2 separate regions of the Homo sapiens genome follow, and region 1 is linked to region 2. A link is a contact called in ENCODE Hi-C or POLR2A ChIA-PET data. All regions are on one chromosome and are shown on one strand. Each heading gives the region's core, a stretch centred on a gene start or an enhancer-like site at or near the end of the contact. The rest is flanking DNA. Distances are from core to core; before and after follow the strand shown.

Region 1 (2,700 bases), core at 64-2,563, 150 kb before region 2:
AAAGAGTTCCCTCTAGGCTTAAAAAATAACAACAAAACAGGAGGTGGGAGGGTGGTGGTGATTACCTTTATATCTCTTTTTTTCCTCCTCGGTCAGATGTTCTGTGCGTATTTTGGTGATCACATTCACATTGTTTACTGTGTAAACCTGAGAGGTGTATGCGAAAGAAAACAGTGACACAGGGAATCAAAACTCCAAAAGTAAGCACAGCAAAAGCAAGAATGCTGAAGCAAAAAACAGAAAACAATCCAGCAAAATAAAAATGAGAAATGGTTAACTATCATTAGGATCCTTCAGAGAAAGTATATAAACTATCAACTGAAAAATGCATCAGCAGTTACCTCCCATGTTTGACAGTTTTAATACTAAGGAGTTAGCAGTGACAGGCTGCATCTTCCTGCTTGCCCTGCTGTGGCTAAATAGTCTCAAACAAATGCCCTGCAATCTAGGTTTCCACCTGGGTTTCTATTAAACTAAGGTACCCAAACCAGGATCCTGTACTTCTGTTGGTAATTTTTTTTTTTTTTTTTTTTGAGACAGAGTCTCCCTCTGTTGCCCAGGCTGGAGTGCAGTGGCGTGATCTCTGCTCACTGCAGCCTCCGCCTCCTGGGTTCAAGCGATTCTCGTGCCTCAGCCTCCAGAGTAGCTGGGATTACAGGCATGTGCTACTATGACTGGTTAATTTTCGTATTTTTAGTAGAGACGGGGTTTCACCATGTTGGCCAGGCTGGTCTCAAAATCCTGGCCTCAAGTGATCTGCCTACTTGGGCCTCCCAAAGTGCTGGGATTACAGGCGTGAGCCACTGCACCCAGCCTCCGCTGGTAGTCTTGTAATACTAGTATGACTCAGACAGCCATCTGCTGGGCAGAAGAGAAAGGTATGAACACAAGGTTCTCTATAGACTTATGAGCTGTAGAGAAAACCAGCAAGTCACTATTTAAAAGGCATTCTGTGCACTGACAAAAATTATTGTAACTGCCAGAGCAAATGCTCTGTTATCAAGGATAACTGGGGAATATGGTGGTCTAGAAAATCAAACATAACAGTTAACAAAGAATTCTCTCTATATGCCACGTGAGGAGCCCCAACATTCAAAGCTGCAGAAAACACACTCAGCACTATGACAAGTGCTTCTAAATGTATCTTGCTGAGCATGACGTAAGCCTTTCTTTGCTCACTCAGAGGCCACCAGAGGACCCTGCAGCACTGGGCTCCAACACCAAAAGCCATCAATCCCTGTTGTACTGAGGGACTGAAAGGCCAGGAAACAGCTTTCCAGCTGACAAAATGCCAGATGACTGGATCAACAATCGTCTCCACTATTACAACTATGTTTTAAATGCACTGATGTCATGCAAATGGGCTGTGCGCCTGCTGATTACAATTAAGCTGATTTAACAAAAAAGAGACTCAAAAGCTACTACACAACATTTGAACACATGTGAAGTCTAATCCTTCCTCTTCCTTTTTTTTTTTTAAATAATTAAGGGAATGACTAGCTTGTCATTCCTACCAGAACAACTGGTACCTGTACTCATTTCTCTACCATATTGTTTCTCTTTAGCATAGCTACAGACCTCCTCAGGGCATGCTATCCCATTTTCTGAAAGTCAAATAAGACAAAATCAAACATCCAAGTGAGAGACACATTAGACAGTTCTCATTCCCCAGAGCATCTCCATGGCACAGATGCATGAAAAAAATGGGAACAGATTCCTCATTTGCATAGAAGCTAAATAGCTATATTAAATCTTATTTTAAGAGTTTCCTTTTACCTTTGCTTCGTAACCATTAACAACTTCTGCTTTATCTGTCCTCCAGCCCCAGAATCCGGATTTAGTTCTGATAAAAAGTGAACACCACAAATTTCTACATGTACAATATGCCATTCAGATTTATATCTGTAGCCTTTATAGTTTTTTTCCCCCCCAGCTTAAGTTAGTGAAGGACACTTGGAAATCATGGTCCTATTGTCCACAGGAGGCGGTTAGCAATGACAGATGGCTTATGCACCCTCCACCCTCCTCCCACAGTTATTAATCAATTTGCCTCACCCCAGGCATAGAAAGCCTCCAATCTTGGCTTCTTTACAAAACTGCCAGCATTGAGGACAAAGGTGGTGACATTTATTGGACAGCAGTCCCAAAGAAGTGACTGAAGATGACCAGCATCCAAGGGCTTGCCACAAGGTGGTAACCAGGTCAGAGCATTTATCTGGGTCATCTTAACTGGGGACATGCATGTCAATGGTGGGATCTCCACAAGTAGCCACATCTCACTCGAGGAATTCTTAGAACAATGAGGCACAGACCATCCTGCTCCTTACAAAAGAGCAGGTGGGCCAGGAACTCATCACTGTGGTGAGCTGCTTGGAGATGCCATTAGGTCTGCAAAATAGCTGAGTCACATGTTTGGGCAGGTTTGGTGCAGCAGGGCAAAGGATGTGAAAAACAGATTTTTTTAGCCCAGCTGTTAATTCCATCTCTGTGGAACTCCTTTTAAAGTAGCCCAGCATTCCAGTGGCAGATGCAGCATTGGTAATATGCCCAAAATCTCAGTTATTCAACTCAACATACTCCTGAAAAAAAATGTATTTAGGAACCAAAAGCAGCCAGGAGGCTCTGATTCTTTTTCAAAGCAGCTTGCCCTGGGAAACGCTCCCTCTCACAGGGGATCCCTGACCAGCCCTACCCTTTGTC
Region 2 (2,771 bases), core at 178-2,677:
ACCTCTGCGTCCTGGGTTCAAGTGATTCTCCTGGCTCAGCCTCCCCAGTAGCTGGGATTACAGATGTGCACCACCATGCCCGGCTAATTTTTTGTATTTTCACTAGAGACAGGGTTTCACCATGCTGGCTAGGCTGGTCTTGAACTCCTGACCTCATGATCCACCCACGTCAGCCTCCCAAAGTGCTGGGATTACAGGCGTGAGCTACCGCGCCCAGCCTCAGCTCTGGCTTTTCCTTCATCTGGGACATCAGGCTAACTGGGAACCAGCCCCACCTGTACCCCTTGATCTGTGAGTTAGAAGCTCCCCCACTGCAACAAGCATCCTCTGAGATTTGGGACCACCTACCACAGCCTTACAATATTTTCTGCTTTTTTTTTTTTAAATTTAAAGTTAATGCTAATACCTGTTTATTTTTGGTTTTGTATAGAACAGGGGTGTACAATTTTTTGGATTCCCAGGGCCACACTGGAAGAATTGTCTTGGGCCACACATGAAATACACTAACGCTAATGATAGCTGAGGAGCTAAAAACCAAAACAAAACAAAACAAAACTCAAATCTCATAATGTTTTAAGAAAGTTTATGAATTTGTATTGGGCCACATTCAAAGCGGTCCTGGGCCACATGCAGCCTGCGGTCTGCGGGTTGGACAAGGTTGGTGAAGAATATCCCAAGAAAGACAAGAAACTGTATTAACCCTCCTAATATAGCAGGTGAGTTATCATTTTGATTGACTGTTGAGAGCTGGATTCTAGTGGAATGTGATTTAGATTGTGTGCCTGGGAGGGACCCTGAGAAGATGAAACAAATAATGTCTTGTTGGAGGAAGAAGCCAGAGAGACACTTTCTGCAATGGCTGTACAATTTTGAAACTGCTGGCAGACTTCGGAGATGCATTTGCAAGTAGTAAGTGAGGCTTTTTTAGCCTTCAGGAACACCTGCTGTGTGCTGGTGCCGTGCTGGTGGGTCCCACTCTTGATCCCACCTGGCCAGAGAACAATCTGGAAGGAGGGCTATGGAGGGCCCTATTGTGTTTTTCTGTCCATGTGTGTAACAGCCCATGAGTCGGCTGTTTTTGAGGCTCAGAGGGGAGAAGTCACTTTGAGTCTGATTCTCTTCCTCTGACATCCATGCCCTGAACACCGTGGACAGATGAGTGGAAGGAAACACGGAGACTGGCATCCATCTGAGCCAGCCTGAGCTTGAGAGGCCCCGAGGTGGCTTCTTTTTGGCAGCTCCGTTTCCCAACAGCTGTGTGGCAAAAGGCCCACTTCCTAAAGGTCTAGGGCCATCCATCCTACCTTTGGAAAGATGTGGTGAGTCCAGGCAGGAGCACCAAAATCAATGCCTGACTTGGTGAATGACTGCCAGGGCACAGAGCCAGCTGCATGGCTGCTTAAGTCTGACAATTGCTCCAGCAGCCTCCTTTATAATGTCCAAAGGCCAGAGTACATACAGACCAGTGGCACCCGCCCACCCGGTCCTGGGATGGTGGTGATTAGATCTTTGTGTTCAGAAAAATCTGGCCCTTGAGGTCAGAGCCTGAGGTTTGGCCTCTCTGCTGCCAGAAGGACGAGGATTGAGTAGGAGGGGAGAGACTACAGTTGCTTGCTAACTCATCTTGCCCCTCCTCTGCTGCACAGGGATGCTTGGAGGGACAGCCCTCCACTGTGAATCCCTTGGGGCAGAAGTCAGGCCCTCCCAGGACCCACCAATGGGCTTCTGCAGCATGGGCGCCCAGCCTATATCCACGTGAAAAGGAATGGGAGGAATTCATGACAAAGGGCTTTATAAAATATAACGTATGACCGTGATCATAACTAGCATCATCTCTATTTTGAGTGGCTCCCAGGATATGCCATTGAATTAGGCAGTAACTCATTTCTAATCCTCATGATGAACTTAGGAGGAATTTGGCACCATTTTCCAGAAGAGGAAACCAATGTGCAGGGAGGTGAAGCGATTTGATCAGGTCATGAAGGTAGGAAGTGGTCCACAGGACTTTACAGCAGGTCTAGCCCTGTAACAGGGGAGACCAACACCACATCAGGAAACAGGAAGACGTTGGAAGTCGTCTCTAGGGCAGAAATGTCCCTTGTAGGGGAGGAGGGGAAATGATAGGAAGTTCCCGGCTGGCATGACAATGTGATTATTTCAATGAGCTTCTTAGAATGGAAATATTGGGGCCGGGCGCAGTGGCTCATGCCTGTAATCCCAACACTTTGGGGGGCCGAAGCGGGTAGATCACGAGGTCAGGAGTTTGAGACCAGCCTGGCCAACATGGTAAAACCCTGTCTCTACTAAAAATACAAAAAAAAATTGGCCAGGTGTGGTGGCGCAATCCTGTAATCCCAGCTACTCTGAAGGCTGAGGCAGGAGAATCGCTTGACCCAGGAGGCGGAGGTTACAGTGAGTCGAGATCACGCCACTACTCCAGCCTGGGACAGAGCGAGAGTCCGTCTCAGAAAAAAAAAAAAAAAAAAAAAAGAATGGAAATGTTGGGTCCTAGTCTTAGGTTTCATTGTTTCAGTAAAAACCTGCCAGAGTGAATGTTAACTCCTTTTATTACGTACTTACAGTGGTACTTATATGGAGGCCTTTTTTGTGGTTCTTGCTAGAGTGTTAACTGTATCTGAGCTTTTCAAAGTCATTGCAGTGGATCAGCCCTCTCCAGGGTCTTCTAGAAGCCTCTGCTTTCCACCCTGGCAGTTAGGCAGTCGACTCACACTTCCCCTGTGTTCAGAAATGATTCATTTTCTGCCTTGCTG

The links. A loop is a pair of places that touch in the nucleus more often than their neighbours do. ChIA-PET counts read pairs that join two places held with the same protein, here RNA polymerase II (POLR2A). Pooled maps may share reads with other maps.
Region 1: POLR2A ChIA-PET joins it to region 2 with 10 read pairs in Panc1. The contact joins two enhancer-like sites. A Hi-C loop is called at or near these places in 2 of 168 maps with a recorded cell type or tissue (B cell and naive thymus-derived CD4-positive, alpha-beta T cell) and 9 of 50 pooled maps. POLR2A ChIA-PET finds 5 or more read pairs at or near these places in 6 of 52 experiments (AG04449, GM12878, OCI-LY7 and 3 more).

Annotation. Positions count from the first base shown.
Region 1 is chr12:110,023,189-110,025,888 of GRCh38, reverse strand. ANKRD13A (ankyrin repeat domain 13A) reads right to left here. Exons shown (of 15, transcript NM_033121.2): 7 at 1,777-1,843; 8 at 66-147. Among named protein-coding and RNA genes, the nearest start is that of C12orf76, 24 kb to the left of the region's middle. RefSeq lists enhancers at 886-955, 2,618-2,700. Within about 2 kb of position 1,313, at least 13 of the 41 ENCODE cell types and tissues checked have a DNase peak (open chromatin) inside an H3K27ac peak, as active enhancers do.
Region 2 is chr12:109,870,801-109,873,571 of GRCh38, reverse strand. The region is part of intron 1 of GLTP (glycolipid transfer protein); the gene reads left to right. Among named protein-coding and RNA genes, the nearest start is that of GLTP, 8.4 kb to the left of the region's middle. Within about 2 kb of position 1,427, at least 6 of the 41 ENCODE cell types and tissues checked have a DNase peak (open chromatin) inside an H3K27ac peak, as active enhancers do.